Regions from separate parts of the Homo sapiens genome. Here all the other regions are linked to region 4. A link is a loop called in an ENCODE intact Hi-C map of the cell type or tissue named here. Cell type or tissue: OCI-LY7. All regions are shown on one strand. Region 1 overlaps LINC00841 (long intergenic non-protein coding RNA 841). Region 2 overlaps LINC00841 (long intergenic non-protein coding RNA 841). Region 3 overlaps LINC02659 (long intergenic non-protein coding RNA 2659). Region 4 has its middle 120 kb from the start of LINC02659.

What was found. Peaks named below come from ENCODE experiments on the same cell type or tissue, not always from the same donor. Only the 100,000 strongest peaks of a DNase experiment are listed, where the experiment ranks them.
Region 1: a loop joins it to region 4, with 12 times the contacts of the local background. A loop is called at or near these places in 1 of 110 quality-filtered maps.
Region 2: it touches region 4 in a loop (4-fold over the local background); 1 of 110 quality-filtered maps calls a loop at or near these places.
Region 3: a loop joins it to region 4, with 3 times the contacts of the local background. A loop is called at or near these places in 1 of 110 quality-filtered maps.

The regions. Positions count from the first base shown.
Region 1 is chr10:43,918,453-43,926,452 of GRCh38, reverse strand. All of the region lies in intron 2 of LINC00841 (long intergenic non-protein coding RNA 841), which reads right to left. Among named protein-coding and RNA genes, the nearest start is that of LINC02659, 10 kb to the right of the region's middle. In OCI-LY7, a CTCF peak has its summit at 3,592; DNase peaks (open chromatin) are centred at 2,942 and 3,572; H3K4me3 peaks cover 797 bases; H3K27ac peaks cover 1,440 bases.
Region 2 is chr10:43,935,074-43,943,073 of GRCh38, reverse strand. All of the region lies in intron 2 of LINC00841 (long intergenic non-protein coding RNA 841), which reads right to left. Among named protein-coding and RNA genes, the nearest start is that of LINC02659, 27 kb to the right of the region's middle. In OCI-LY7, no CTCF peak of the experiment used is centred here; DNase peaks (open chromatin) are centred at 1,813, 2,963 and 3,393; H3K4me3 peaks cover 4,143 bases; H3K27ac peaks cover 4,799 bases.
Region 3 is chr10:43,896,865-43,904,864 of GRCh38, reverse strand. LINC02659 (long intergenic non-protein coding RNA 2659) reads left to right here. Exons shown (of 3, transcript NR_184145.1): 2 at 644-1,437; 3 at 3,042-3,500. Among named protein-coding and RNA genes, the nearest start is that of LINC00841, 8.4 kb to the left of the region's middle. In OCI-LY7, a CTCF peak has its summit at 3,375; a DNase peak (open chromatin) is centred at 3,344; H3K27ac peaks cover 978 bases.
Region 4 is chr10:44,025,813-44,033,812 of GRCh38, reverse strand. No RefSeq gene overlaps it. Among named protein-coding and RNA genes, the nearest start is that of LINC02659, 120 kb to the right of the region's middle. In OCI-LY7, CTCF peaks have their summits at 3,234 and 3,443; a DNase peak (open chromatin) is centred at 3,452.

The sequences.
Region 1 (8,000 bases), 110 kb after region 4:
CCTAAGAATGGCACAAACAACAGCAAATATATATAGACATATGTTTTTCATGGACTCAGCACTGAAATTTCTGATGGTCAGGTCCATCAATATCTGTTTGAGAAGGTCAGGTTTCTGCTCCTTTCAGAAAGGCAGCAAAAGAGTCGGCAGAAGGAGTTTGATTTGGAATGGGAAGTATTCCCTAGTGCTCTGGCCTAAGCCAGGACAGCATTCCCATGACAGATTCATTCTGGTCATTGACAATAAAGTTGGTTCGGTTTGGCCAGAACCCAATATCATTATACAAATTGCAAAGAAAGCATCTGGAACAACTGGAGTCAGTATCCAGTACCCACGCCCCCTCCAATTTTCTGGTATAGGTGAAAGTACAGTTTCTCGGGGCCTTGGTATGATCAGAAGCCCTCCCTGAGGCAAATGGCCACCTAGGATGAAGAAGAAGATAAAGAGGAAAACCAGCAAGCCCACGGCGTGCCTCAGCTGCAGGGGTGGAAAGCATAGGTCCATATTCTGTTTTTCATCTGTGAAAACCGTGCTTGCCAGTGCTGAATCCTCGGAGCAGCAGAAGGACCCGCTGTATCAATGTGAAGCCAGCCTGGGTGCTGAAAGCCTCATCATGCACTGAACTCTTGTGCCCCCTTAAACACACCAAAGTCTTATGTCAAAATCTTAACCCCCAGTGTGATGGTGCTGGGCAGTGGGGCCTTTGGGAGGTAAGGAGATCATGAGAGTGGATCTCTGTCTCTATTTCTCTCTCTCTCTCTCTCTCTCTCTCTCTCTCTCTCTCTGTCTGTCTTTCCCCACCACATGAGGTCACAGCTAGAAGACAGCCATCTGCAAACCAGAAAGAGAGCCCCCACCAGACACCAGATCTGCCAGTGCCTTGATCCTGGACTTCTAGCCTCCAGAGAAGTGTCTGTTGTTTAAGCCGCCCAGTCTGTGGTCACTGCAGCCCAAGCTGGCTAAGACTACCTTTGTCAAAGCTCATCTCCCCTCACAGCCTGCCTTAGTATGCAGAGACCACCATCTCAGTGACAGCAGACATGCATTCCCAAAAGCTGCCCATCAGCAGATCCAGCTTGAGGGACAGTTACAAAGAGAGCTAAAGTGTGATGTCCCCAAATCCTGTTATGGTTCCACAGCCCTCTGCCCACCAGGGCTCGGGCTCCATTCTCTGTTCTGGGCCCTTCTGATCCCAATTATTCTCCCCATGGAAACATTTTATTCCAGTATTCCCTGAGTACTCAACAGAGAGAAAGCCCAATGGGAGAGAAGCGGGACAGATTGACATTTGGAAATGAAGAATCTGACATGGACCAGCCTCAGATCACTCGTAATTTAATTCCTAAGGTGAGTACACCTGAAAAGCAAACCCCAAGTACCAAGGACCATGAAAGCAACAGAGCTGGAGGCTGGAGGAGCTTCAGCGGGAGCAGCAGGAGGGATTCATGGTGGCTACAGTATTTCTCCCTAAGGACCAAACCAAAAGGATACAGACAAAAATCCTCCTCTGGGTGGAAAAAGGCTTCTTCGTTTATTTGTACCAATGAAAATGGCCATAGGCTGTGTTTCACCTGCTCTGCTCTCTGAGCAGAAGAATGCCTCACCACAGTCCATGACACACAGGACCTGGTCAAGAATCACTTTGCAGGATCTGTAAAAAGTCTTTGTACTTGCTGTTTAAAATTTGTCTTTTCTGGAGAGCTACAGTGTACCCTCCCTGATCTGACACAGACAAATTCATATTCCATTTCACACATGGGAAGGCTGAGCCCATCGTGAACATCACATGACTAACTTACTGTGCACTCAAACCAAAACAAAAGTCATCTGGACACAGTCCCGAGGTTTTCCCTGAGTCAAGGGTCCCTTCAAAGACCCACGGTCAATGCACTCCTCACCTGGTCACCTCAATGTGTGTGTGGGAACAGAGCAGCCCCTGTGAAGTCGTGGCCATCCCCAGGCTTCCAGGCCCCTGTGAAGTCGTGACCATGCATTCATTCATTCATTCGCCAACATCATTTATTGAACTTCTACTGAGGACAAGGAGACAAAAGACGCAATCTCTGCCCTCAAGAAGTTCAGTGTCTAATGGAGACAGGGGACAAGTAAAAAGACTAAAGACTATGCAATTTCATTTATGCAAGTCCAAAAGTTCACAAGCCAGATGGATGCTGCCAGGAGTCAATGGTTCCCCATGGGGGATTAGCGCCTGGGAGGGGGATGCAGGGGACTCCTTGGGGACTAGGAATGTTGTGATGTATCCACATCAAACCTCCTTTAGGTTCTCGTAAAGGTCCAGCCCACTCCCCTCTCTGGGAACATCCTGCCCCATTGGTTGGAATATTTTCCCCATCTGGTGAACCTGATTCTTCCTTTCTCCTTCAAGGGAACAGATCTCCCAAACCAGCCTTCTAGAAGGTCTTCTGACCCTCCAGTTTGGGTGAGGCCTCTCCTCCTTGCTCATGTAGCACTTGGACCTGACTTATCTTCATGGTCACAGTCCTCATTCCACTAACAGGCCTCTGTTGTCTGCTTGCACCAGCAAATAACCTTCTGGCTAGTAATCTTTCACACATATTCCCCAGTGGATGACTGACCTGAATCTTGAGTATAAGGTGGCAGGTAAGGAATGAGACAGTATCCTAAGCAAATATCACTGATGTTCAGAGAAACAAGATGCAGCCTTGAATCATGGAGAAATTGAGCTCAGTCCCTTAGGACGGGAGGTTAGGGTTGGAAGGGAGGGGCTGGGGAGGAACTGGGTGCATTGGTAAAGGACTTGGCTCTCCTCATGCTGAAAGGCAACAGAGAATCTCTCACATTAAGTTTTAGTGTGTCTTCCACTTCTTGATTTTGTGGTGGTTATTTTATTGGCTAAGCAGTAACATGATTTGATTTGCATTTTAGCAATTATCTACTGGAGGATGTTGCTGAGTGCAAAGGCAGAGAGAGAAGTGAAAGGCCTGTCAGTCATTCAGGGGGTGAAGGATGAGGACCTGAAATAAGCCACGGAGGTAAGAAAGAAGAGAGGGCCACTTTTGCCCCACCATTGCTAGGTCGGGCCTGCTGTCTGCTTGTTGTCTTACATAATTCACAATTACTTTCACTTCTAAAGTGTCCCTATTTGATAGTAAATTATGGGGTCATTCTATTCTCAGTGATATTTAAGATGCAGGATCGCCAGGAATTCATAGTAGTTGGTGAAATGAGATGGGGAAGGAGGGTTCAACAAAGAGGTACAGGTACTGGCAACTGAGTCCCCATCCGGGTGGACAGGGGAGGAGGAAGCAGCAGTTCAGTAGGGCTGGGGAAGGGTGTGAGGGAAGTGATTTTCCAGCCCTCCTGAATTCATGTGCTCAGGTTGCCATGATGAGTGTCACAGACTGGGAGGCTTAAACTGCAGAAATGGCAGTTTCCTCAGGCTGGAGGCCAGAAGTCTGAGATGGAGGTGTGGCAGGGCTGGTTTCTCCTGAGCCTCTCTCCTGGGCTTATAGATGTCTGCATTCTCCCTGCGTCTTCACATGGTCTCACCCCAGTGTGCATCTCGGTCCTCATCTCCTCTTCTTATGTGGACACTGTATATTGGATTAGGGCCCACCCTAGTGGCCTCCTTTTAACTTAATTATCTAATCTAAGGCCCTATCTCCAAATACAGCTACATTCTGAGATGCTGGGGGCTAGGGCTTCCATGTAGGAATTGTGGGGTGCAGGGGACCCAGTTCAGCCCAGAGCCCCCTCTCATGCTGTCATAGTCCCCACCCTGCCCCAGCCTCTATCTAAACCCTGAGCCCCTGCCTCAGGTCTTTGTGGCCCCTGCCTCCTTACCATGGCCAGCTGGGTGGGGAGGGTCCACTCAGATCAGTGACCTCACAAAGGTCCAGGGTCACCTCCCAGCCATTCTCCCCGCCTGCCACTTCCTGATGGTCCCTGGAGGAAGTCTCGGTGCCTGTCAGGCCCTCTCAGGTCATGAGGAAGTTCTCTGATCCCTTCTCCCACAAACACAGCCCCCTTCCGGCATGAAGTAGCCATCAACTCTCACAGCCACCACTGTGAACGTCCCTGGCTGAGGCCTGTCTGCGAGTGCCCCATGGACTCTTCTACTCCCTCCCCTCCCCTGCTTGCTAGGTCTTCACTCCTCCGTGTTTGGGGAGGAAGGGAGGAAGGGTGAGGGCCACCAAGATCCCGCTTGACGAGTCCCACCGTCTGCCGATGCTGCTTCTCTCTGGGGTCACGTGAGGTGATTTGTGAGCACCCCAGAGAACCCCGACTAGGGGAACCCTCTCCCTGGCCCCTGGACTACCTCAGGGCTTTGGCAGCCACTGACACAGACACCCTTTGCCAGGGCACCCCTGCCCTTGCCCTTTGCCTCCTGGGCAAAGTCACTGAAGCCTTGTGTCTCCAGGCTGGGCTCCTTACGGCAGAGGGGACACACTCATGCCCTTTGTTCTGACAACGTCCAGAACTCCAGGCCATGGCTGAGGCAACCAGGTGTGGACCTGACTTCAGAACCACAGGCCGTAGAAGATTCAGAGTCAAGACCACCAATTAATCTACTGGAAGTCCATCCCTGGTTTGAGGAAGACGCAAACATGATGAGGGAGGGGAGATGCAACTGCTCACCAGTGTTTTCCGAATCTACATGATCTCTGTTCGCCTTTTAACTCACTACTGCTGTGAGGGGAGTCTGCCATCTCTCTGGGATATGAAGGGCAGACAGCTCCCTGGGTAACATCCTGTTCCACATTCTAGGCCCTTCCCTGGTGCACACACCTGTGGGACTCAGGCTCAGTTCTCCACCCCCGTCTCCAGACCAACCCCAGCTGCAGAAACGGCTACAGTTTGAATGTGTCCCCTCCAGAATGCAGGTGCTGCCAATGTGCTAGTATTAGGAAGTGAGCTCCTTCCGAGGTGACTAGGGGGTTGTAATGCCCATTTTACAGATACAGAAACCAAGGCTCCCATTGACACACACCCACAGAACTGGTTAGTGATGGAGACAGGGCTTGAACTGAGATGTCTGACTCTGTGGAACAGGGGTTGGCAAACTCTGGCCTGAAGGTCCCATGTGCTTACTGCCTGTTGTGTAAATTAAGTTTTGCTGGGACATGCGTATTCGTTTGTGTGTTGCCTGTGCCAATTTGCACATTGCACCAGCAGCATTGAGTAGTTACATGCCGACTGCCTTACCAAATGTACCTGGGGCTATGTGTTCCCCTGAAGATGGGTGGGAGGGATAAAAAGATTTGTATAAAAATAGAAAGATCATGCCTGTAATCCCAGCACTTTGGGAGGCTGAGGCAGGTGGATCATGAAGTCAGGAGTTCAAGACCAACCTGACCAACATGGTGAAACCCTGTCTCTACTAAAAATACAAAAATTAACCAGGTGCAGTGGCGTGCACCTGTAATCCCAGCTACTCACCAGGCTGAGGCAAGAGAATCGCTTGGACCCAGGAGGCAGAGGTTGTAGTGAGCCGAGATTGCACCACTGCACCCCAGCCTGGTGACACAGCGAGACTCCGTCTCAAAAAAAAAAAAAAAAAAAATAGCGGGTCTGTTCCAAGATGGCCAAATAAAAACAGCTCCGGTCTGCAGCTCCCAGCATGACTGACACAGAAGATGGGTGATTTCTGCATTTCCAACTGATGTACCTGGTTCATCTCACTGGGACTGGTCAGAAAGTGGGTGCAGCCCACGAAGGGTGAGCCAAAGCAGGGCAGGGCATTGCTTCACCTGGGAAGCGCAAGAGGTCGGGGGATTTCCGTTTCCTAGCCAAGGGAAGCCCTGACAGACTGTACCGGGAAAATGGGCATACTGCCACCTAAACGTTATGCTTCTCCAATGGTCTTAGCAAACGGCACACCAGGAGATTATATCCCACGTCTGGCTCAGTGGGTCCCACACCCACGGAGTCTTGCTCACTGCTAGTCCAAGATCGAACTTCCAGGCAGCAAGCCTGGCTAGGGGAGGGGCGCCCACCATTGCTGAGGCTTGAGTAGGTAAACAAAGCAGCCAGGAAGCTAAAACTGGGTGGAGCCCACAGCAGCGCAAGGAGGCCTGCCTGCCTCTGTACACTCCACCTCTGGGGGCAGGGCATAGCTGAACAAAAGGCAGCAGAAAATTCTGCAGACTTAAATGTCCCTGAGAGCTCTAAAGAGAGCAGTGGTTCTCCCAGCAGTGTTTGAGCTCTGAGAATGGACAGACTGCCTCCTCAAGTGAGTCCCTGACCCCCATGTAGCCTAACTTGGAGATACCTCCCAGTAGGGGCTGACTGACACCTCATACAGCCAGGTGCCCCTCTGAGACAAAGCTCCCAGAGGAAGGATCAGGCAGCAATTTTTGCTGTTCTGCAATGTTTGCTGTTCTGCAGCCTCCACTGGTGATACCCAGGCAAACAGGGTCTGGAGTGGACGTCCAGCAAACTCCAACAGACCTGCAGCTGAGGGACCTGTTAGAAGGAAAACTAACAAACAGAAAGGAGTAGTATCAACATCAACAAAAACGACATCCAGACCAAAACCCCATCTGTAGGTCACCATCATCAAAGACCAAAGGTAGATAAAACCACAAAGATGGGGAGAAACCAGAGCATAAAAGCTGAAAATTCTAAAAACCAGAGTGCCCCTTCTCCTCCAAAGGATTGCAGCTCCTTGCCAGCAATGGAACAAAGCAGGATGGAGAATGACTTTGACAAGTTGACAGAAGTAGGCTTCAGAAATTTGGTAATAACAAACTTTTCTGACCTAAAGGATGATGTTCGAACCCATTGCAAGGAAGCTAAAAACCTTGAAAAAAGATTAGACAAATGGCTACCTAGAATAAACAGTGTAGAGAAGACCTTAAATGACCTGATGAAGCTGAAAACCATGGCACGAGAACTATGTGACACATACACAAGCTTCAGTAGCTGATTCGATCAAGTGAAAGAAAGTGTATCAGTGACTGAAGATCAAATTCATGAAATGAAGCAAGAAAACAAGATTAGAGAAAAAAGAGTAAAAAGAAATGAACAAAGCCTCCAAGAAATACGGGACTATGTGAAAAGATCAAATCTACATTTGACTGGTGTACCTGAAAGTGACAGGGAGAATGGAACCAAGTTGGAAAACACTGTTCAGGTTATTATCCAGGAGAACTCCACAACCCAGCAAGGCAGGCCAACATTCAAATTCAGGAAATACAGAGAACACCACAAAGATACTCCTCGAGAAGAGCAACCCCAAGACACATAATTGTCAGATTCGCCAAGGTTGAAATGAAGGAAAAAATGTTAAGGGCAGCCAGAGAGAAAGGTTGGGTTACCTACAAAGGGAAGCCCATCAGACTAACAGTGGATCTCTTGGCAGAAACCCTACAAGCCAGAAGAGAGTGGGGGCCAATATTCAACATTCTTAAAGAAAAGAATTTTCAACCCAGAATTTCACATCAAGCCAAACTAAGCTTCATAAGTGAAGGAGAAATAAAATCCTTTACAGACAAGCAAATGCTGAGAGATTTTGTCACCACCAGGCCTGCCCTACAAGAGCTCCTGAAGGAAGCACTAAACATGGAAAGGAAAAACCGGTATCAGCCACTGCAAAAACATGCCAAATTGTAAAGACCATCAATGCTAGGAAGAAACTGCATCAACTAACGAGCAAAATAACCAGCTAAAATCATAATGACAGGATCAAATTCACACATAACAATATTAACTTTAAATGTAAATGGGCTCAATGCTCCAATTAAAAGGCACAGACTGGCAAATTGGATAAAGAGTCAAGACCCATCAGTCTGCTGTATTCAGGAGACCCATCTCACATGCAGAGACACACATAGGCTCAAAATAAAGGGATGGAGGACGATCTACCAAGCAAATGGAAAACAAAAAAAGGCAGGAGTTGCAATCCTAGTCTCTGATAAAACAGACTTTAAACCAACAAAGATCAAAAGAGACAAGGCCATTGCATAATGGTAAAGGGATCAATTAAACAAGAAGAGCTAACTATCCTAAATATATAT
Region 2 (8,000 bases), 91 kb after region 4:
CCCTACCACGGTAGCACTGGGCCATGGGAGGACATGGGGTGATGCCACCCTCTGTTGGGTGGCACTTGGGCTGACTGATACTCTTGTTAGCACATGGTTGTCACAGAGCCTTTCCACAGAACACTGATTTTCAAACATGTAGAGCTTCCCGCATAACTGCCACTAACCGACCCTACTCAGAATCTACCCTCTGTGATGTGGGGCCACCTGGTATCTCGGGGTCCCCTTTAGGGCCATCAGTTTTTAGTTTCATTTTGAGTTTGTTCAGAAGTACCATAAATAGAAGACAGTAGGATCTTTCTGCCTGAAGGGATCCAAAAAGAAACATTTGGCAGGAAAGGGTCATGACCTTGCCTTGCTTTAATTATGAAAAATTTGTGCACACCAAAAGAGATTGCCCTGCTGCTGCTGATTTGAGTTCGTTACAAGAGTCTGTAGCAAACACTCTTCTATGAGAAGCTGATGAAATCAGCACTTGGAAGCAGCTTTGAAATTGGCTCCTGTCTTACAGGCGATAGCCTTATTCTTTCCATGAGCTGAAGATGCTTCTCCTTAAATCACACGCTCACCTGGGGTTGCTAAGGAGGGCATGGCCAGAACCCCTGGCTACTCGAGTCCCCACTGCCCCTCGTGTCTAGCCCAGGCCACTCCCTGCTAAAACGCACTGCTCTGGGGAAGTCTCAGCTTCCAGCCAGGAGACGCAGCATCCCTGAACTGCAGGGCCTCTCACAGGGCTCTCCCAGGCATGCTGAGTTCTCCCAGAAAGATGCAGAACAGAGCAGCTTTCAGAAATGCAGGGCCTCACGAAGCTCCATGGTGATGGTGCCTGCAGCCCCTGTTAGCTCACCCACTAATAGGTGAGCCAGGAGCCCTGCAGCCATACTCTGTTTCCCGCAGTTTCACTTTCTGGCATCCACACCTTCCCTCAGTCACTCCCCTGCTCAGAATCCTTCTACAGCTTGCGCTGCTGAAGAGGGAACTCGGCCATTAGGCTCTCTTCAAACTGGGCACCAAACACTCCCTTTGGTTTTAATTTCTGTCAGCCTCTCTCACTCCATCCCTCCATTTCTCCATCTCATAGGATGCTACCTCTTCTCTGCACACTCAGTGCCTAGTCCCACGTCTGTATTTTTACCCATTTTCACCTTTACCTGGAATGCCATTTCTCTATTTTTTCCCCACATGATGAGCTTCTCGTCATCCTTCCAGGCCCAGCCTGCCTTTCCTGGCTCCCTTCCCATGCCATCATTCTGTCTCATCAGTTTCAGAATCGACTGCTCTTTCATCTGTGTGTCCATGGCACTGTGCACATGCCTCTCTCAGGTTGCTTATTCCAATGCTTTGTGGACCATCTCCCCACTGAACCATGAGCCATTCAAGGGCAGGAGCCATATCTGCTCCATCTTTGCACCCCAACTCCTAGGAAAGTCCCTGGCACCTTCTAGGAGCTGAGTTAATTAATGGAGTGTGCGCTCCAGTTAGTACTGCCAGATTCCCACATGTTATCAGAGGAATACAAACATGCAAGATCTGGCTAAGTGCTCCAGTGGGGCAGGCAGCAGGGCTGGGGCTCCTAAAGTCAGTTGACTTTTGGTCTCTTCTGGAAACCAAACATTAGGAAGCTTCCTGGAATGGAGGGGTAGGCTGCAGGACAATCTTACCCAGACACCTGGAAGCCCAACAGTGTGGTTTGCCTCCCAGAGATGCCCAGAAAGGCAGGACCTCAGCATCCTGCTTCACTCTGGCTCATACACTTTTATACAAAATACAATGCAATGAATGAGCCCCAAGTCAGCTGTGACCACAATATTTTTGTCCATTGCAATGCAAAATACCAGCTGCAGTCTAAATGCAGTCCTGCTGCATTTAGCTGAATGATCAGCACTTTTACCTATACAACATCTTCAACCTGATGTGTGCATGGCTTTGTAAGCACAATATCTTCACACATCCTTTATTGTCTCCCCCTGAGGGATTCTGGAGGGAGGAGAGCCACTGTCCAGACATCCCACACTGCAGGAGAGGATGTGAGCCTCGGGTGAAGGGAGGTAGCACAACCTTGCTCACGTTCCCACAGCCAGGAGAGAACCACTCACCTCCTGGTGAAGAGTGATGCTTGGCCACATCTGAGAACAAGCTAGGGAAGGAAACCCTGAACAGACTGATAAAGTTAAATGTAAATCAACAAAAAATTTGCCAAAAACTTGGCAAAACTATAAATGCAAAATAAACAAATCCACAACCCAAAAGGAGCTGGGAGCATCAGGAGGCTGCTTCCAGATGTGTGGCACTCTGAAAAGCTGGGAGTGGGGACTATGCATTTCATGTGCAAGTAGAAGCTGGTGACTGATGCTGAAATTCACAGCGGCCCATTGGAAGACATGTTGAGAAATCACCGCAGATAGAAATAAAAAAAGAGAAAGTCAGACTATGCTAATGATGTCTTCTTATTGCTCACAGGCCAGAACTGAAGGTCGTGGCCAGTGTTTAGCCTTTCATTCTCTGATTCCAGCCCCCACAGCCATATTCACCCTTTTGCAAGTGATTTCAGTTTGAAACCTGGGCTCTGGTAGCTATTAACACACACACACACGTGCACAGCACACACACACATGCACACCACACACACACCATGCACTACCATGTGACCTTGCTTAAAAAGAGAACTATCTGTTATCATCCTTACTAAATCCATCTGTGTCCCCTGGCTAATCCCTGGAAGGCATCCAAATGACATTTATAGGCCTCCCAGCTGGTGAGCAAACGTGCTAAGCCATCCCTGACTGCCGGCTCTGGGCAAGCCCCTTGCAGTCTTCTCTCCCTCGCTCACACTCATGACAGTATGTAACCTCCATCTGCCACCCTTCGCAATCTCATCACCATCAATATGCTCCTTCTCCCAGTAAAAGTAAAACCCTGCCTCAGCCTCACACCTCTCCACAGTTACTCTCATCCTTTCTCCTCTCATTCACAGGCAAATGTGACCACAGATTGTCACCAGCTGTTTCCTCTCCTGCCCCCATTCCTTGGCCCACAGTAATCTCTGCCTCCACCTCCACTGAAACTTTACCAGCCACAAGTCAGCGCAGGCCTCAGCACAGGCCTCTGGGTCACTGACGCTAAGGGCCTCTTTGCAGTCTTTGTCTTCTGTGACACTATGGGCCATTGCATCTTCACTAGAACTTGCCCATCTCCTCTAATCTCACACTCTCTACTTTCTCTTTCTCTGGCCCCCTTGGCTGCTTTTGTTCAGCCCTTCCTTATGAAAAACCTGCGGAGTCAAAGTTATTCAGAATCCTCTCTCCATCCATGCTACCTGCCCTGTGGCCCCACCGCCACACAGCTGCCTTCACTGCATGTGCAATGAATGAGCCCCAAGTCAGCTGTGACAGCGATATTTTTGTCCATTGCAATGCAAAATACCAGCCTCAGTCTAAATGTAGTCCCCAATACCTTGTTAATCATGCTGAACCATCAGCGCTTTTACCTATGTAGCATCTTCAACCTGAGGTGTGCATAGCACAGCTGGAGACCTGCCTCTCTCTCACTCCAGCCCAGCCCCCATCCAGGCCCCAGGCCCCTGAGAAACTATCTGCCCGTTTATCATTGCACTGGGCATTTCTCAGTGTCATTCAGCTCAGCATTTTCAAAATGCTGACACCGTTCCTCTGCTTTGCTCTAGAGTTTTTCCTCAAGGGTCCTGTCTCCGAGAATGCCACCAACTGTCCTCTCAGGGACTTGGCCAATTTCCTGGGAGTCATGGGTTCCCTGCATCCCATCTGGTAGCAGTTGAATGCCTCTCAGCTCTAAACTCATCTCTCATTTCTTGCTCAGCAAAAAAATGAGCTGTAAGCATTTCTCATCTGCAACTGCCACCAGGTTCAACTGTCAATAGAGGACACTGGAGGGATGCAGCAGCAGAAAGGGGCTCTCTTGCTGGTACTGGCCTATTCCTCCTACTACTGAGTGGCGAGGCTTCAGAAATGACATGCGGAGGTGGAGATGGGGGTGCACAGCGGGGCTCTGCCCAGCCTCACTTATGGGGAGCGCCATCTTTGTGCAGTTCATAGTGTTGGGCAGCCCAGCAACGCCTGGCCACCTCCTTTGTGACGTGTAATGGGCAGTAGCCACACCCTCTCCGACCGGGTCAGAATCCCAGCCTTGGTGAGGGGCCCTCCAAGTTTCCATCCTCCTTGGGTATTTTTCCTCATCCCCAGAGTATTCTTTAAAGTTAGTTTTTGTCCTTTATAGTTACTCCCACATTACAGTTAAGAATTGTTTTGTTTTTGAGATGGAGTTTCACTTTTGTCACCCAGGCTGCAGTGCAACGGCACCATCTCGGCTCACTGCAACCTCCGCCTTCCAGGTTCGGGGATTCTCATGCTTCAGCCTCCTGAGTAGCTGGCATTACAAGTGCACGCCACCATACCGGCTAATTTTTTGTGTTTTTAGTAGAGTCGGGGTTTCACCATACTGACTAGGCAGGTGTCAAATTCCTGATCTCAGGTGATCCACCCGCCTTGGCCTCCCGAAGTGCTGGGATTACAGGCATGAGCCATCACGCCCAGCAAGAATTCTTTATGTTAAAATTTTTCAGTCCAAATTATTGCGTGGCTTCTGTCTCCTGATTAGACCTAACTGATGCACTCTCAAACACTGAATCCCATTTGCTCTACAATCCACATCTCTGTTGAGTCTCCTAGGTCTTCATTTTGTCTGCTTCTTCCCTTATGAATACCGCCATCATTTTTTGCTTGGGCTTCTGCAGTCCTCTCTGTAACTGGTGTCTCCTACCTAGTCCAACTCACTCCTTCCCAATCCACCATCCCCTCCCCCATCCATATATTTACTATCTACTTAAAAACTTTCGAGGTTTCCCACTGCTCTGAAATGAAGCCCCAAATCTTTGACACACTGTACAAGTTAATCAAAATCTGACCTTCCCCAGCCTGTTCCAACCTCAACACTCCTCCTCCTTCTCTCCTTCTAATATTGGTGATCTGTGCTTTCTCTCCTTGCTTCATTAAGCTTGTTGGTAGAATGTACCATTCTACAACCTATCTTTTCAAAACCTAGCTTTTGATTTAAATGTATATGTGGTGTGTGTGTAATTGTGTGTGTAATACACACAACTTCATTAACGTTTTCTTTTAATTATTTATTTTTTTCTTATTTTGGGATTATTCCATTTTTCTTGTGTTAACTTTTTTAAATAACAATATATACACTTAAAGCTACTGGTATTCCCCTAAGTATGGCTCTAGCTCTACTCCATGGCTTTTGATAGGCAATACTTATATTACTACAAAATTCTAAATCTTTGGTAATATTCATAATAACTTATTTGGACCCATAAAATTTTTAAAGGAGTCTTTTTAGTTTGCTATGTTTTGTTGTTGTTTTGATGTTTGTTTAGGGCTTTTTTGCCTTCTACCTATTGATATCTAATTTTATTCCATTGTGGTCAGAAAATATGGTCTATATGATAATGATGCATTGGTATTTGCAGAGAGTTCTATCATTATACATTTTCCAAGTGGTCGAAAATCGTGACTGTTTCCTGGTTTGATGCAGCACTCTCTCTGTATAGCTATTAGATTAAACTTATTCAGTTAATTTAGCTCAACAATTATGACAGAGGTCCATGAGGATCTCCCAGCGTATTACAGGTTTATCAATCCCTGTGCGAATTTGGCCAAATTTGATCAGATTCCATTTTACCTATTTGATGCTATGTTTTTTGGTTTGGAGAAATAATACACATTATTTTACTATTTTGCCTTCCTAATCAATATTTTCTTTTTCTTTTGAGTAATTATCCTTTTTATTCCTTGCTTTCAGGCTTAAAAATATATTGTGCCTAATATGAGTATTGCTTTATTTATTAATAATTTTGATGTAAATATACTTCTCTTTCATTCTAGGCTTTAGGTTTAGGTCATCTTGTAAATGTAATATAATTAGATTTTAAAATCTAATTTGGAAAAAGTTGTTTTTCTCTAGAAACAATCACTAACTTTATTGTAAATGTTTATATATTTGGGCCTATTTTGTCATTCTATCTTTCGTCTTGAATTTATTGTACCTTTTCTTTCTTTATTTCTTCTTTTTTACTTGTCATTGTATTTATGCAGGTTTAATTCATCCTCCTCCCTTGCTCTCTGTTGGTTTAGAATTACACATTCTATTCCTGTTATTTTTATTAGCTACCATTACATTTCAATGTGCATACTAGACTTTAAAAAGTGTAAAGTTAATATTTTAATTTCTTCCCAGACAACAAGAATTTCAGAATGTTTTTTATCCTAAGTACATCTCCGCCCATCTGCCAACTGATCATATTGCCTAATGGTTTAGTTCTACTTTGGGAGACCAAGGTGGGTGGATCACCTGAGGTCAGGAGTTCAAGACCAGCCTGGTCAACATGGTGAAATTCTGTCTCCACTAAAAACACACACACACACACACACACAAAAAGTAGCCATGTGTGGTGGTGCATGACTGTAGTCCCAGCTACTCAGGAGGCTGAGGCAGGAGAATTGTTTGAACCCAAAAAGCAGAGGTTGCAGTGAGCCGAGATTGCGCCACTGCATTCCAGACTGGGCAACAGAGCAAGACTCTGTCTCAAAAATAAAAATAAAAATAAATCTTCAAAAAACAAAAATCGTCAGTCTTAGCATTTTTTAAATGGCCGAAAAGTTTACTTTTTTTCCTGTGAACTTCTTTTTATTGGGAAATCTACCTTCTGATTTCAAAGTCTCCTTACTGAAGTATATTCTCTGTTATGTCTTCTACGAGGTTTTGTGGAATCCATCACATCTTCATGGACTATTATGCCATCTGTGAGTAAAAATAACTTTAATTCTTCCTTTCCACTCTCAGTGACTTTTTTCTCTTTCTTGCCTAATTGCCCTGACAGGAACACCCAGTATCTGTTGACTAGAAAAGGTAAAGACAGACACCTTGTTCTGTTTCTGATCATAATGGGAAGGATTCGGTCTGTCAGCCTGAAGTAGGAACATTAACTACAGAGTTTTTTCCTAACTGCCTTCTGTCAGATCAGGAAACTTTTTCTCTATTCCTAGTTTTCTGAGAGTTTTTATCAGGAATACGTGATGAGTTTTGTCAAATACTTTTTCTGTGTTTGTTGAGATGATAGGTGGGGTTTTTTTTTTCGTTTTCAATTTCCTAATGTGGTGAAATGCACTGACTGATTTTCAAATGTTAAATCATCATTGAATCCCTGCAATACAACTACTCGGTGGTGATTCATTTTTTATATTATTGAATTCGGTTTGCTAAAAAAAATGTTTTTAAGAGTGTTTCCCTCTACGATGGATTGAATTCTATCCCCCAAATTTATATGTTGAAGCCTTAACCCCCAATGTGACTATATCGAGAGATAGGGCATTTAATGAGGTAATTAAAGTTAAATGAGGTCATAAGGATGGGATCTTAATCCAATAAGACTGGTGTCCTTATAAGAAGAGGGAGAAATACCAGGAGTGAATGTGCATGAGGAAAGGCCATGTGAGGACATGCAAGAAGACAGCCTTCTGCAAGCCCAGGAGAGAGGACCCACCAGCAGCCTGCTGGCACCTTGATCTCATCTTCCAACCTCCAAAACTGTGAGAAAATAAAGTTCTGTTGTTTAAGACAGCTGGTCTGTGATATTTTCTTATGGTAGCCTGAGGGAACTAATACAGCATCTATGTTCATAAATGATATTGGTCTGCAATGTTCTTTTTCAGTTAAGGCTTTGATTTTAGTATCAGGATAAAATTGGCCTTATAGATTGAGTTGGAACATATTCACTCCTCTCCAAATTTCTGGAATAATGTCTGTAGGACTCATATTATTTCTTTCTTAAATGTTTAGAAGAATTGCCAGCAGAGTCATATGGGCCTGGAGGTTTGTTGTGGGAAGGTTTTAACAACTAATTATTTGTTTGATATAGAGCTATCTATCAAGTAGAGCTATCTCTACTTGACTGAGCATTG
Region 3 (8,000 bases), 130 kb after region 4:
TGTAACTAAAATCCCAGGACCTGGAAAATACATGTCTGGGAGCTCCCAGACATAACAATCACTTCTGGACTCCCAGGAGAAGGCCATATCTTTCCCTTGGTCTTCCCTGCCCACTTCCAATCGTTGTCTCACCCTGTTTCTCCACAAACTCTCTCCTCTTTTCCTCTCTGCTCTCCCTTTCCAGATTGAGCAGGATGGTGGTGGGGCTGCTGGGGGGGCATTTCTGGGTCCTGTCCTGGGGAAACAGCTTGCAGAGGGGAGGCAGGGAAGGGCAAGGCATGCTCTCACTTCACTGTCAGTCCTGCAGCTAAGAGTCTGAGGCTGGACCACCGCCTCTGCATGGGACAACAAAACCGGGCTGGCGGCACTCCCGCGACAGTTCCCAGACACCCACAACCCAGGCAGGTGGCGCACCTGAGTAAAGGTGTCTGGGTATCGGATGGGACTGGTGGGCCTGGAAAACACAGGCCCCACCCAGGACATTTAAATTCAGCTTTTAACCCTGTGCAAGCCAAGCAAAACCAGTGGGAGCCAAAGAGTCATCAGCTTGTGGTTCCCAAGAGAGGGACGGGTCCTGGGGACTCTGTTCACAGCTTGTAGGTATCGAGGGACAGCTACCTTGCCTCCTGCCCCACCCTTTTAGGGATCTGCTGTCTATAAACTGCCGGATGTCAGGTACCTGGTTCATCATCTTCATTTTCATGCACGTCAACAGCCACATCACTGACCTTCCAACAAATCTTCCAGCCTTACCGACCCTCAGTCCTCGCCTCTAATGGCCCTATATTCCATCCGGAATCGGACCCTCAAGTGAAGTGAAATGCAGCCTGTAACTCAGAGAGTGGCAGGTTGTCTCCTCTGAACCGGTGTCAGGTGCTACTTTCTCCGCAACCCTAGGCTGTAGGCACTCAGCAGCCCCAGAATCTGCAGGCTTAGCCCTGCCATCCAGAGAGCAGTCCCTGCTGCTGCTCAGGGGGGCCATGCAGCCCAAGACGAGCCTAGATTCCCTCACAGTCTCTGCACTGTCAGGGTCCCCTAAGCTCTGCCAGGTCTCCCTAGTCGGAATGCAACATGTCTGTCTCCATGTTCCGAATTGCATCCAGTCCACCCGCAGGGCCTGTAGCCCTGCCCAGAGGTCCAGGTGGAAGGCATGATGCCCTGTGCAGTCCTGCCCAGACCCCTTCTCAGGAGGTGAGACTCTGCCCTACACATCCAGCAAGGTGCTAAACAGATCAGGTGGAACGAGAATGTCACTGCCTCGTAGTCCACCTGCAGGTACTGGAAACTGCTACCATTGCCCAGACTAGCAGAATAGATTTCACCTTCGAAAGCGACCCTGGCCTGGATCCTGCTGCTTCTGCCACATCTATTTCCAGCTTCCTCTTCCTACTGGCCTCCTTCTGAAGTCCCAACATGATGTCCTGCCAAGTCACACAGGTAATGGCCATGCCGGCTTCTTAAGCCATCCATTTTGTTTCATGTCTTTTCCTTCTTGGGATGCAATGAGCTCAAGTGAAGAGAGTAAGTGCTTTTGAGTCTGAGGAATTTCATCTTGAATCTGGCTCCAAGATTTAATCATTCTGTAATTCTTGGGCAAATTGCTTACCATCTTTGAACCTCAATGTTTTTTCATCATTAACAGGTAATCAATCCTACTTCATAAGGTTATCAGGATGATCAAAACAGATCATGTAGGTAAGACGCTTACCACACAGCAGACACGGCTACCTGCTGGCTACTGTTTTGAGTGGACCTGCACTTTGCCCATGTTGTAATTGCCAGCCTCTTAGCTCTTCCCTGTTCCCAGTTGCCATTAGGAGACTTTGACCCCCTTTGATCCTGTTCACAGCCTAAATGCCACAAGTTGCTATTTTCCAATGGGCTTGTGTAGACAGTCCGGCAACAGTCCTGCCCATCCCCAGCTGCCTTGTCACAGCCTCTGCCTGTGGCTGGGACTCATCTGAATCTTTCGCACATCCCTCACTACCTCCTGCCAAGAAGCCACATCTCATGTTCTGGACATCTGGATTTGGGGGTCATGAGGCTCAATCATCAGGAGGGCCAGAAGGCGATAAGGGAAGAATCCAGTTTCCGAGGGTCTCCAACATGGCATAAGCCACTGTGGGAAGGAAAAGATGGTTTCTCCAAATACAGGCTGGGTGGATGCTGTAAGAGCTCACTGTCAGGATGGTCTTTCCAGCGGTGCCTCTTAATGGGTGCATCATTTATTGAAACCCTATCTGAGCTGTCTGCTTTTGCAGCTGTTGGATATTGTTCTCTCACTCAGTGGTCATTCAAGAGCTGAGACCTTTTAGGTAATTGATGAACATCGCAGAATGACTGACACTCAACTAGCTCTTAAAACCAACCCCTGTATCACCATTGCAATATACAAAAGTTTATTTCTCACACAATATTCAATTTGAGTCAGGCAGCCTCCTTCACCTTGCTCTATGTGACCCAGGTCCATGGCCTCCCAGGTCAAAGCGGCAAAGACAAAGGAAGCTTGTGGGCTCCCACCTGCTCAACCTGGAGGTGACCCTTCTCACAGCCGCCCACAGGCCACTGGGCGGAACATCTGACCTGACTGTGAGGGAGGCTGGAAAATGGGGGGAGCACAGGGAACGTGGATGAGCCAAGCGCTCTGCTCTGGCATTCACGTGGGAGGGGGTGTGGATGTTTATGGGCTGTGGGTGCATGCATTGTATGTGTGTGCTGTGCTTTTCACACTCCTAAAGTGCCAACGGCTGCTCCTCTACCATTTCTCTGTTTTTTGTTTTTTGTTTTTTTTTTGAAATCATTGTGATGGTCCAAATCCCCACATGTCTTGCACAAAGCAGGTGCTTTATAATGTCGTTTGAGTCAGCTCACTCAGACTCTGATGAAAGTCTCTCATAAGAGGAAAAATAGAAATAGGTGTCATTTATCAACTCTCCTCAGTTTTAGGCTCAATGCAAATAAGCACATCACGTGTATTGTTTCATTTCTCTCTTACAGTTACTCTTTGAAATAGGTGCTATTTTTTTATCCTTATTTTACAGGTGAAGATATAGGTTTGGAAAGGGGATATAACTTTCCATGGTCAAAAGCAAATAAACTGAACATCTCAGCCAGCCCATCTGCTTGGAGCCCTCTGCCTTAAAGCCACATCACTCTCTGAGATGAAACACCAGCCAGACAGGGTGAAGACAGGAGCGAGCTCCAGGTTTACAAGTGATAGGATCCCTGTGGATTTCTAGTTCAGACTGAAAATCCATGAAATTTAGAATAATATGGGGATAGTTTACAGACATGTGAACTTTTACTGTGTATGTTTTACTTACAATGCAATACCTAATACTTCCACTGCGACATCAGCAAACATCCTTAGCCCTGTTTGCCACTGCACCACAGAGCTTTTCATGCAAACTAACATTACAGTATGATACAAAGAAAACTGTTTCTTCTTAAGATATTTACAATGTGATCAGGTTTATTTAAATAAAGTCCATTTTATACTAGCTTTAGAATTGTCATTAATTTTAAAAGGCAGTAATATGCCATCAAATTCGTTCCTAATCTTTTACAAGTGTTATTTTTCCTTGCTATTTTCATTTTATCATTATTCTCTCCAAAAGTCTGCAAATTGATTTTGGGGAAAATAGGTAGATATACCACACTAAAGTTGCAGACACCTAAACGTCCATGAAGACTTACTTTTTTTACTCAGGCCAGGCCTAATGTCAGCTGCACAAAACCATGAGGCTCAGCCCTGGAAAGAAGAATGTTTCCACTTTTGCCCTCAGTCCTTCTTCACTATTCAGCTTCTGCATGAATGTCCCTGTGTGCTTTCATAATCTCACATTATCCTAGTATTGTGCTTCTATATTTTTCTAATTTCTAATTTCTAAATTTTCTTTTCAATAAAACTTAAGGACTGCTGAGTTTTTATCCAGGACCAGGAAAAAATAAAAATCAGCACTCTGACAATAAAAGTTGCTTTGAGATTGCATACCATAAGTCACGCTTGTTCGGTGTCCAGGGATACCACTGTATTTCCAGTGATTTCCTTCAATCACTGCCAAGAGAAAGGCTTGGATTTCCAGCATACATTTGCTCCCAGAAAGCCGGTGCACAGGGGAGCAGCTTGGCCCCCGACCATCTTCAACTATGGTGCAGCCCTGCAACAGAGCGGGGGAGGCCAGACAGAACTCACTCCTGAAGCCAAACCCCCCAAGGTTTGCTCCTGGAGCCTCTTCCTATGTCATTGTCATTAACCTGTTGTGATGCTCCGGTTGTCATTCCCAGAAATCCAGGCACTTGGTCATCTGTGCCCAAGTCAAATTGCTTGCTCTGGGGCACACCTTCTACTCAAGGAAAAATGAGACCTCAGGAAAATCCAATCCATCCCAGACCAAGCTCCCAGCCCAAAATAGTGTGCTGCTGCTGAGTTTCTAGACGACATCTTACCTTCTCCTCAGAGGTCTGCTCCAAGGGCCTTGACCTGGCGGCCCGCTTCATGGAGTGAGCAGGCCACGCGTGCAGTACATGGAGCTTAGGAAGTGCTTGGTCATCTTTCCATTCAGGGTGAGTTTGGTTACAGCTTGAGTAGGTATAGCTCCACCTAAGGGAACTACCAGTCAAATAATTAGGGCTTAGAAATGCTCCATTTCACCCTTCAATTGTCCATTCCAGGGCACCAGCTGAAATGTAGAGGAAGCTTCAGGACAGGCTCACCTGGATGGGAGCATGCCCCTGTTTGCCCTGTTCACTTCATTTTCAGGATTTTTCTGGCCCTGAGCTCTGTTAGTGGCAACCATAACTCATGCCTTTCCCCTCCTTCAAGCCTCCAATCCCACCAAAAAAAAAAAAAAAAAAAAAAAAAAGCAATGAGACATCTAGAACAGGATAATAATATCAATCATTTAATATTTGAGCAATGCTTCACAGTTGACAAAGTGCTTCCTGTGTATTTCCTCTTTTGACCCACATAATAACAGTAGGAGGATTGTAGGGAAGACATTAATAGTCCCATTCTTCAGATAGAAATAAATGCATTGTGCCTTGAGAACCCTAATGCTGGAAATCACAACTCAATTGACCTTTCCTCTAGAGGCACCCAGTGCAGCCCAAGTCCTCTGACTTGGAAGCATGACATACTCTACTGGTATTCACAGCACATGAGGCCCAGAAGGTGGAAGCAGATCCCAAAGCAGTTTTGCCCATTGCAAAGTTCATAGGTCCGGTGGTCTGGGTGATGCTGGGACGTTTCTTCTGGGGTGAAAGACATGCTGTTGCACCTTGTACTCCCTACCACTAAGACGGCATCTGGCTTTTGCCAGGCCTTGTGGATTTCCGATGCCATATAAACCACACCTGGAAGTACTGATCTGATCTATTTATCACATGACCTAGTCAGCTGCCAACTCTGCATGAGGCTCAGAGCCAGAAAAGGCTGTACTGCAGGCCCTGGCTGTATGCAGTTTGCCCCTAGGCCACACGGCATCCGATGGAGCATGCCTCTGCTCCAGTCTCTGGAAAGCCCCAGTAGCAGAGCTGCAGCATGGGCCCCTGGGATCTGGGCAGGGCTGCCTCTTCTGTGGCAGGAATTACTCATATTTGAAGAGCAACTCCAGGCACAACGCTGGGCTCCACAGGAGCTCCTAGGCAGGGCTGCATGCAGTCGGATGCCCCCTGTGCCATAAGCTTGGGTGGGCACGGCAGCAATCCTTTGCACACAGGAACTGGGATGCTCAAGATCCAGCGCGAGCAGACCCAGGGGAAGAGAAAATGATGTGCACAGATGGCCCAGGCTCCCGCGCCCCTGCCTGCTGCACTGATACCTTGCTCTCAGCTGGCATTGGCCAGTTCCAGGGTTTCCCTGCAATTAGCTGCCATGGGACGGAACTGGGCCTGGGCAACATAGGGCAGCCCTGTGCGTCAGCACCAACCAGCAAAAGTAGACTGCCCATGCCTGCTACTCACAAATCCCTGGAGGACGAAAGTGAAGGAAATTCCTCCCTGTTGGCAGAGCTGTGGCCACACTGGAAGTTGACCAATCTGTATGGAGAAGGCACCTGAGGTGTGTACCCACACAGACTCCTGGAGGAGCCAAGGGGCAGGGCTGGCCACCCCCATGACCCCTGGGGAATGTGCACTTCCTGCCACAGCAGCCTTAGGTTTGGGCTGATCAGAGGCCCTGGGTTAGGGGTGGCAAAGGGGGTGGAGGTGGTGGTCAAGGGAAAAGCTTCTACTAAGTGAGCACAACAGGGCCTCTACTCAGCTTAAATTCGTGACTCTCACCCGGTCACCTTTGGGCCACAGATGCCAGTGAACCAACAGGCAAGAGGGAACTGGTGAAGGGCCTGGATCCCGATGGCTGTGAGGAGCTAGAGTTTCCACTTCCTAATGGATTCAAGGAGGAGTCTTATATGGAGTGCAGTGATTTCCTGGGGTACCCTTTGTGGCCTCCATATCCAGTGAGGATGGTGAACAGGCAACTGCAGCCCCTGCCCCCTGACAAGGGCAAGACAACCAAGGCCTTAGATATTCTGGGTAAGAAGGTTGAAGGTCAAAGTTCCCAAATCCAGAAGCTACCCAGATCAGCCCAAGCACTGGCTAGTGTGGGGGACTTTCAGACCCAGAGGTGGAGGAGAAGTCTGCAAACACTGGTTATTGCCACACAGTCAGCTGCACTAGTGGAGACGGGAGCTTGTTTCACCGATACTTTTAAGTTAAATGTTTGCAGAGGTTATAGCCAGCCACTGCCTTGAAACTGATGCTGTGGCAGATTGGACTTAACAGATAACGTGAGTGGGTGTGACTGTCCCTGGGTGGACTGCATGGAGCGTCTCTGGGGCACCCCATCAAATGCCCTCAGCTGCACCTGCCACTCATTCCAGCTATGCTCTGTAGGAACCAGCCCCTCCACGCAATACGACCTGGAGACAGCCACCCTCAACTCCATGCCGTGTGCCTCTGGTGTTCCGCCCCAGGGTTTCCCTGTGAACCTGCTTAGTGCCCATAGGTGCACAACACAGAGAGAGTTTAGGGAGATCACACCCTATGTGGGGCTCTTTGAGCAATGGGGGATGGGAGCCGGTGCATAAACATTTCCCTCTTTCTCTTCTATAGAAAAATCCCTGAGACCCCTGTCATGTAGCTCCTTCGCTGTCCCTGGGATCAAGCACACAGTTGCCTGCAGCAGTGACTGACACAATGACAGACTTTGCACAGCTCTTCTTCTTTCCCTATTTCACACCCCCGCCTTGCTCCTGTGCCCTGGACACTGTGCTCCAGGACAGCACTTTCACTCCTGCCTCCGTTTCAGGCCATGCTTTCTGGGGAAACCAGATGTAGTCATTTAATTTTAGGTGTCAACTTGACTGGACTGAGGGATGCCCAGGTAGCTGGTAACATGTTATTTCTGGGGGTGACTGTGAGGCTGTGATTGGAGGAGATTAGTGTTTGAATTGGTGGTCTGAGTAAGCAGAGCCACTTCACCAGCGTGGTCAGGCACCAGCCAGCCACTCTGTTGAGGGCCCAAATGGGGCAGAAATGAGGAGGAAGGGCATTTGCCTACTGTTCTAGCCAGGACTCCCACCCTCTCCCACCCTCAGACATCAGTGCTCCTGGCTCCTGGCCCTCTGGGCCCAGACTGAATTGCACCACCAGCTTTCCTGGCTCTTTAGCATGCAGATGGCAGATCAAGGGACTTCTCAGCCTCCACAGTCACGTGAGCTAGTTCTCATAATAACTTTACCTATATGTGTACATATATCTCCTAGTTGCTTGTGTTTCTCTGGAGAACTTGACTACTGTACCAGGCCAAGTCATGTTACCCATTCCTAACTACCACTGAATTTGACGTTCAGGTCCTATACCTTGAGTTCTCAGTCCCTCCATCAGCTCATTTCCAGTGCTTTCACCTCCATTCCACTTTATCAGCTTGCCTCTGGTGCTTCCTAGACCACTGTCATCGCCCATGACTGCCGTATTCATGAGTCCAAATGTAGACATCC
Region 4 (8,000 bases):
ATGGAATTTCCTCTGGATGAAGACCACTGTTGAAATAACAACAAAAAACTTAGGCTATTCCATAAACTTGGTTGATAAAGCAGCGTAGGGTTTGAGAGGATTGACTCCAATTTTGAAGGAAGTTCTACTATGGGTAAAATGTTATCAACAGCATCACATGCCACAGAGACATTTTTTGTGAAAGTAAGAGTCAATCAATGTAGCAAACTTTATTGTCTTATTTTTTTTATTGTCACAGCTTCCTCACCCTTCAGCAACCACCACCCTAAACAGTCAGCAGTCATCACCACTGAGGCAAGACCCTCCACTAGCAAGATTACCACTCACTGAAGGCTCAGATAATCGTTAGCATTTTTTAGCAATAAAGTACTTTTAATTAAGGCATATACATTGTTTTCTAGACATGATGCTATTGCACACTTAAGAGACTACAGTATAGTGTAAATGTAACTTTTATATGCACTGGGAAACAAAAAAATTTGCGTGTCTCACTTTACAGCAACATTTGCTTTATTGCAGTGAACTGGAACTGAACCCACAATATCTCTGAGGTATGCCTGTATCTATGTAAATGTGCAGGGAGTAATGTTGATCAAAAAAAAAAAAAAGACTTGCAAACCACAGTTAGTCATTTTCCCTTTTGGAATTTCGACAAGGAAATCCATGGCTGATCAAAGTTTTGCTGACAGAAGTCTGTGAAATACACATTAAAACATTAACAGAGCCAAATATCAAAATACATACTTTATCGGGAATGCACATAAGGTAATGCCCTTGAATATTAAACAAATAAAAAACATAACAACAACAAATCAGTGAAGTGAGATACCTGGCCAGATCTCCACTCTGGTTTCTAGGTTTTATCCCATTTTCTGATAGTGTCTGAACCACAGGCCATTGCTTAACACCTAACATTTTATTCTAGAGCCTGTCTTGACTTCTAATGAAGATAAAAGCTTTTGAATAAAATATTCAATGAAATAATTTGTAAATGGAGCTGAATTTGCAGGTTAGAGCCACCATAGGCCTTCCTGTTACCAAAGCAGGGCTGTACTTAGAGGGCAGGCCTATAGACTCTTTAATGTTCTCCAGAGGGAAGCACTGCCTGGTGGGGTTTGGAAGGACATCATCCCACACTTCTCTTCATTCCATGTGCTCAACTAATTCATACTGCTGTATTTGCCACATCAACTATTTTGTATCCCTTTCTCTGGAAGTGTTCACTTAATATTTTGTTTTAGAGTCTGGGTTTCCAGTTTTGCTCTTGCTTTTTTATAAGGTCTCTAGTTTTCTTCTGGCTTCCCAGGAAGGCCCTTGATGTCCTTGGGTGGTGGAGCCATGCAATCTTTCTACTTGGCCCTTGTGCAATGCAGTTCCCTTACTGCATCTATTTCCTAAGGGATTCAAGTCACTCCCTGAGTTCTAGATGTGGTTCAGCCTTGGAAATGTGGGAATTTCTCAAGATGCCCTGCTTTGTACTTAATTTAAGTTGCGAAATACTTTATTGGGCCCTTGGGTTCTGTGCTACACTTTGGGCTTATTTTGTTTGTTTTTCAAGTTGTTCTTCTTAAGGTTTTCATTTTCTTTTTTTTTTTTCCAATGTTTTCCTTGGTGTCTCCTAGAAGTCTCTCCTTTGACATCCAATCATTTTCTTTGAGTCTCTGGGCAATGAGATTTTCTCATGCAGGATGCCAGTAAAGACAAGGACTATGTGCAAGCCATTTCTGATATGCCAATCTTTGTGGAGGTCTACTTTATAATACTGGGAGAAGCATTTGAAAATGAAAGTGATGAATGTATAGTAACCAGCCTATAGCAGCCGCTCACTAAATATGTGCAGAATGGTAAAGTGTTTTGTGAGTTTCAAGATGCCTTTACAATTTTGGCTAATAACACCCCACTCCACCCCTACAGCATCTCCTGCCCATACCATTGTGGCATGTACCCTCTGTGCTGTAGCTATCAATGGACTTGTCAGTCTCCTCAAGCAAACAAGGTGCCTGAGCTATATAAGGCAAGAAAATAGCCTTTGTTCCTGGTCACACATCTCCTACACCTACCACAGAGCCAGGAAGGAGAAATAAAAACAGTTATGTCCTTAGCAATACTATAATAAAAGATCTGTAAAGTATAGTCTTTGAGAGGATCTGAAATATCTTAGCCACAAAACTGAGTTACTACTTCTCGGAGTAGCCCAACATTTTGTATTTTCTTCTCCCTAGCGAGATATTTATGGTGTTACTCCTCATAGAGCGTTACCATGGAGATTTATATTTAAAGATCTTATTTCCAAGGGAAAGAATTATAAACATCCCAAGGTGAAAAGATCCAGTTGTATTTTACGAATTTGTATAATGGTCCATTTCCAGAACCTTGTAGGTTGATTACCAAAGGAATCCACCAAGGGGAAAAGTACCATTCAGATTTGTTTACACAAGGTTCCACACAAATCTGTCCTACCCAGCAGCTATCAAATTATCCCAATTCTATAGAGACTTATTTTCCTAGCCACCAGAGGATCACTTGTTCTAAATCAAATCATTGTATGCATTCAGCCAAACTAACTTGGTTACTAAAGTGATATAAAACATTCTGCCTAATGTTGAAGCCCGGACATAGAGTGAGGCGGGAAATCAAGGAGAATAATTGGCTCCAAAATTTCCTTGTCTTATAAATATTTTTTCTTCTTCCATCATTTAACATTTTCTCCTTGACATTACTTGATTGAACTCATGCAGATTCTGTTCCTCCCAGGAAACAATTCACTTGGGCAGTGTGAACTCTGAGAGGTCACATTTTTTGGAGTTATCTGCTGCCAAAATGAATGGCTTCCATTTATTTTTCAGGTTGAAAAAGTTTTTTTCCTGTTCTTGAAACTCAAAAATGCACAGAGTAATTTAACTCAGACTGACCAAACAGAAAAAGCACGTTTAAGCTCTGATAGGGCCTGGAATGTCTGAGTCTGGAAGGAGAATCATTTGGAACTTTCTTTTGGAAGCCAGGCAGCCAAATGATGGATTGTCTCAAAACTTGCGCTATGCTTTTCTATTGCAGTTTCTGAAGCAAGGAACCTTAGTAGAGAAGGGCCAGAAATCTGTTAGAATGGATAACTAAGGTAAGCAGTAAAAGTCTAGAGCAGTGGTCTCCCATCCTTTCTGTTTGACTCCAATCAGCCAAATAAAAGAAAAAAAAATATGGGCAACTGTTTTCCCCATTTACATGCCACAAAGTGTCATTACTGAAGTTTTGAAGCCCTTATGGCTATGAAATTGGAAACTGGAACACCACCACCAGAATTTACAAAGGAAATTTCCAAGAAGTAGCTTCATTCTGAGCCCCTAATCCAGACCAAAAATCAAAGGGTTTAGAGAGCAGGGAGGGGAAGGGCATGCTGACCTCACATCTTTTCAGAGAGCTGCAGTCCCACCTGACGAGGGGCAGATGGTGCTGGTTCCTCATGCGGAGCCTTGAATTGCTTCCTCAAAGTAGGGAGGCTTTTGGGCGGCCTCCCTGACTCACACCTGAGACGCCTACAGTGACCTGTATGTAGGACAGATGAGACTTGGGCAGAGTAAGCCCAGTCCCAAGGACTTCAGGGGCCAGGTGGCATCATGCTTCCTGAGGAATGGATGGGGTCACCAAAAAGACAGAGCAGCAGTAGTTGGGTTCTGTCTAAAGGACTGCTTGAAGGGAGAGAGGAACCCAACAGCAAGAAGCTCCTGAGTCCTACATGCTAAGGAAGGAGTCCCAGGAAACCATCTGGAATAAAGGTGCATTTGCCTTGGTGAAGAAAAAACACATCTCCAGCTAGGACTCCCTTAAGAACTCTCAATGATACCAACAAGATAAAGAATCTACTTTTATCTCATTCCAGATCCAGAGACAACAAAGCCCCTGGCAAGGCAGGAGCTGCCCCATCCCAGTCTTCTCCTCCCTCATTCTTCCCCCTCCCTCCTCTGAAACAGCACTTAGTGGGTGGGGGAGATGGGGACCGGGGCAGGGGGCAGAACTGACCACATCCTTTCCCTGAAGCAAGCCCCAGCTTGGGAAGGCTCAGAAATCTAGACTTCTAGAGAAGAGTGAAGTTTTTGAATAATATCCCCAATCGAATGATTTCTGAACTGAGCTGTGTTTGCAGATTGGAGCCACCATAGGCCAAAGACTGTTGCCTAAAGCAGGGCTGGTTGTCAGTGGGCACTGGGTGCATATCAGCACAGCCATTCCTGCTGTGGTCCTGAGCCCCAGCCCACCCAGGACCCCCAGTGCAGATCATAGAGTCTGCAAATCCATAACCAGTGCAAAGAAATCTCTAAATACTGATGTACTGGAAGCAAGGGAATGAATGAAGATGCAGCCATCACCCCATGCTGGGGACTCCTGCTCCAGTGTTTGTGAGACACCATCTCAGACACAGGGTCCCAAAGCAGGCAACCAGGGCCACTCCACAAATGAAATCTTATCATAACCAAATGGATTTCCTTACTTGAAAGCAATACAGACCTATAGGTTATCCTGAGCACCCCTGGATACATGCACCCCATCTTTGGAGACACTAAACCCCATAATAGAGGCTGGAAATTACACTGTAACACAGCAGAACCATGTCTTTGCATGGGCGCCTCAATCACATGCATGTGATTGTGTTTATTCTGTGTACCTGGATTTGACAAGCAGAAAACCACAGAATGCCCCCCGCCACTCCCTTGGTTCAAGCCCTCACTGTCACTCCTCTTCAGGCTGAGCCTTGCAGTGCCAAGTGCCTGGCCTCCTGCCTGGTAACACCTGTCCGCGGCTCGCCATGCGTGGAGGCCGCTGTGTGAACCTGGCATTTTAGGACATCCCACCACCTACTCATGCCAAAGTAGTCATCCATTCATTTTCCTGATAACACACTGCACACCCCACCCTCACCCCATGCCATGCCCTCTTTTTCCTGTTCCCTGTGGCCTCTCTGTCTCTAGACTGTCCAAGGTCCTAGGGACATCCCCTTGCTCTAACCGTCCCAGGCACTCAAAGGCAGGATTGCCCTGAATGGAACCTTGTTTACACACATAACAGATCTTTGGGCCCAGCTACCCAGGGGCATGACCTGGTCCCTTTCCTTCTGCTTCAAACCCCCTACTCAGTTTTCAGTTCTAGAAAAAACCTCACAGCTTCATTCTGGTGAAACTGGAGGCTCCATGAAAATGCATCTCGCCCTGTCCTGCTGCAGAAGGACGTCGTCCAGACTGAGCTCACACCAGCATCTGAGCAAAAGCAACAGGTCACTCTGGCTCCTGAAAGGCAACATTTCTGGAGAAATCTTGAAGTTTTTATCTAATGATTTTGCATCATCCTGGAGGGCAAAGTCAGGGTTTTACATGAAAACTTCTGTGTCAAAATAGAAAGACACTTTTCAAAGAATTCTTTCTTCAGTTCTAACCATACCGTAGTGTTGTGTTTGTAGGGTTGTGTTACTTCAAGCAAGATTAGGATGTCCCCAGACTCTGAGTTCCTCACTGCATTGGGATGAAAAATGCCGCATGGTTACTATTTGCCTCTGCAAATTTCAACATCTGCTCAATAATACGTGGAGTCCTTATTATGTATTTTTGAAATATTTTGCTTCATTGTTTTACTAATGTAGTTCCTTCAAAATAGCTTAATCTTTTTTTCTGGGCCTCCTCACTTCTCATGTGTCAGTAATAGCACCCTAATTTTGTAATAAAACATGTTGCAAAGGCATCTTAACACAAAATGATGTTCAGAACACGAATATTTAACTCAGAGTCCAGATTCTTGAAAGAAGACGGATGATAGAATAAAAGTAAGTTACCTTAGTATATAGTAATATATTCAAATAATTCGACATAGGAGGGAGGATATTAAAATAATAATGAATATGAAAACAGCTAATTTATTGCACACTTATGAGGAGATAGACATGGTGTTGGGCACTTAAAATACACTATCTTATTTGATTCCCACAACAGCCCTAAGATGTAGATGCTGCTATTAGACCCATTACACAGGTGAGGAAACTAAGGCTCAAAGAGTCTAAGTTAATTTTCCCAAAGTCACAGAGCTAATCAACAGTGAGGCTAGGATTTAAACCCAGACATTGCTGACTTGGGCTATGTAACTCTCGTCGTAACTCACATGCTTGTCTCATTCCAACACCCCCTCACATACACACTGTGCTTTGCCTCCTCCCCCGGCTAAGTGGAGAGGCTTTACTTTTAGGTCAGGCTGCACCATCACTACTTTTACTGGAATTAATGACATTTATATGTGATGGCTTTTAAAACTAGATTTTCAAAAAAGAAAAACAAAAATATGTTCATAATATTTTTAAAAAACATGTTATTTGTTGGGTACAGAATTCATATAATATCTATTAGACCGACTCATTAATACATTTTTCTGATCTTATCCATCCTTACTACTACGCTTCTGGCTGATTCATTAGCTTTCCCCACTGTGACCATAACTTAATTATTTCTAATTGTAATTCTAAAAGTTTTGGCTTATAGATTCGGAGACTATGTTTTTAGTTACATTTAGGCTGAAAATCCTACTGAAAATACATATTTTATTAGTAAGTAATAAATTGCTTAATCTCTAAAATGCTTTCCCTTAAATACTAGTTTTATCTAATGTTAACATTGGTGCAATCACTTTCTGTTGGTTAGTAATTCCATGGTCCACCTTTCCATTTCTTTACTTTTAATTTAATTTTTCTTTGCCATTTTATTTTAGATGGATGTTTAGGGCCGGGTTTTGTTTTGTATCATTTATTTGTTATAATCAAATGTAAAAATCCTTTAATTTATAATTCAAATTTAGTGTTTACATTGCAATTACCCATATTTGCATTTATTTTTACCATATTATTTGGTGTTTTCTCTGTACCATGTTTTTTGTTCATTATTTCTTTGTTTCTTTTTTCTATCTTGTATAAAACTGGTTAGGTTCCCTTAATTCATTTTTTCCTCTAATGATTTTGAAGTTTGTACTCTATTTTCATTTTTTTAGTTACCCTCAAATTTCCAATTTATATACTTAAATAAACAAATATAAAATTAATCATTCTTTTACTTTCATGCTGAACAACACAAAGATACTGAAATATATCAGTTCTGATTCCTACCCTTCTACCTACCATGCTATTGCTTGTTAGTACCTTAGTTGTACCTATTTTTAAACCTTCCCCAAATTTTCTTTTGACCCCCAGACACTGCTGTTTTATATTTCCTAACATATTTGCCCTTTTTTTGGTCACCATTTGTTCCTGGCAACTGACTCCTACCTCAGGTTAAATTTCTATCTAACTACAACCCATCTTTTAGTAGTTACATCTTAGTGGGCTTATATGGGAGAAACTTTAGTCCTTGTTTTTTTGAAAATGAGATTATTCCTTTATTTTGGCATTAACTGTTGTGGGGAAAAATCTGTCAATATAATTGTCTTTGTAAGAAAGAGTGTCTCTTTCTCCAATGTTCTCTGGTTTTAATACATCTGGTGTAGTTCTATTTTTATTCATTCTTCTCCAGAACTCCCGTGCTTCCCTAAAATAAAAATGCGTATTTTCTTTAAATCTGAAGATCCTCAGCCTTTATCTCTTTAAATATTGCTGGTCTTCCTTTTTCTTTGTTCTCTCCTGGAATTCCTGTTTCAAGGACCCAACCTCCGTCCTCTCCATGTCTCTCAGCTGCTGCGTCTCTTTCTTTCTGTGCTGCATTCTCTTTTGCATCCTCGGAACCATCTTCCTGTTCACCAGTCCCTCAGCAGTGCTTCATCTGTGTTTTGCTCTGCCACTGAGCTTTTATTTTTCAATGACTATACTTTTCACCTAAAGAACTTTTGTGGCCTTCTTTCAAATCACTTTCTACACTGATTAATGCTTTGAGTATGGTTTTCATTTATTCTCTTATGTCTTTCATACTTCGAAATCTTTTTATTTCATTGTTCTTTTCAGATTAATGCACTCTGCAGTTTTGAAGGTGCTGATTCTGTTTATT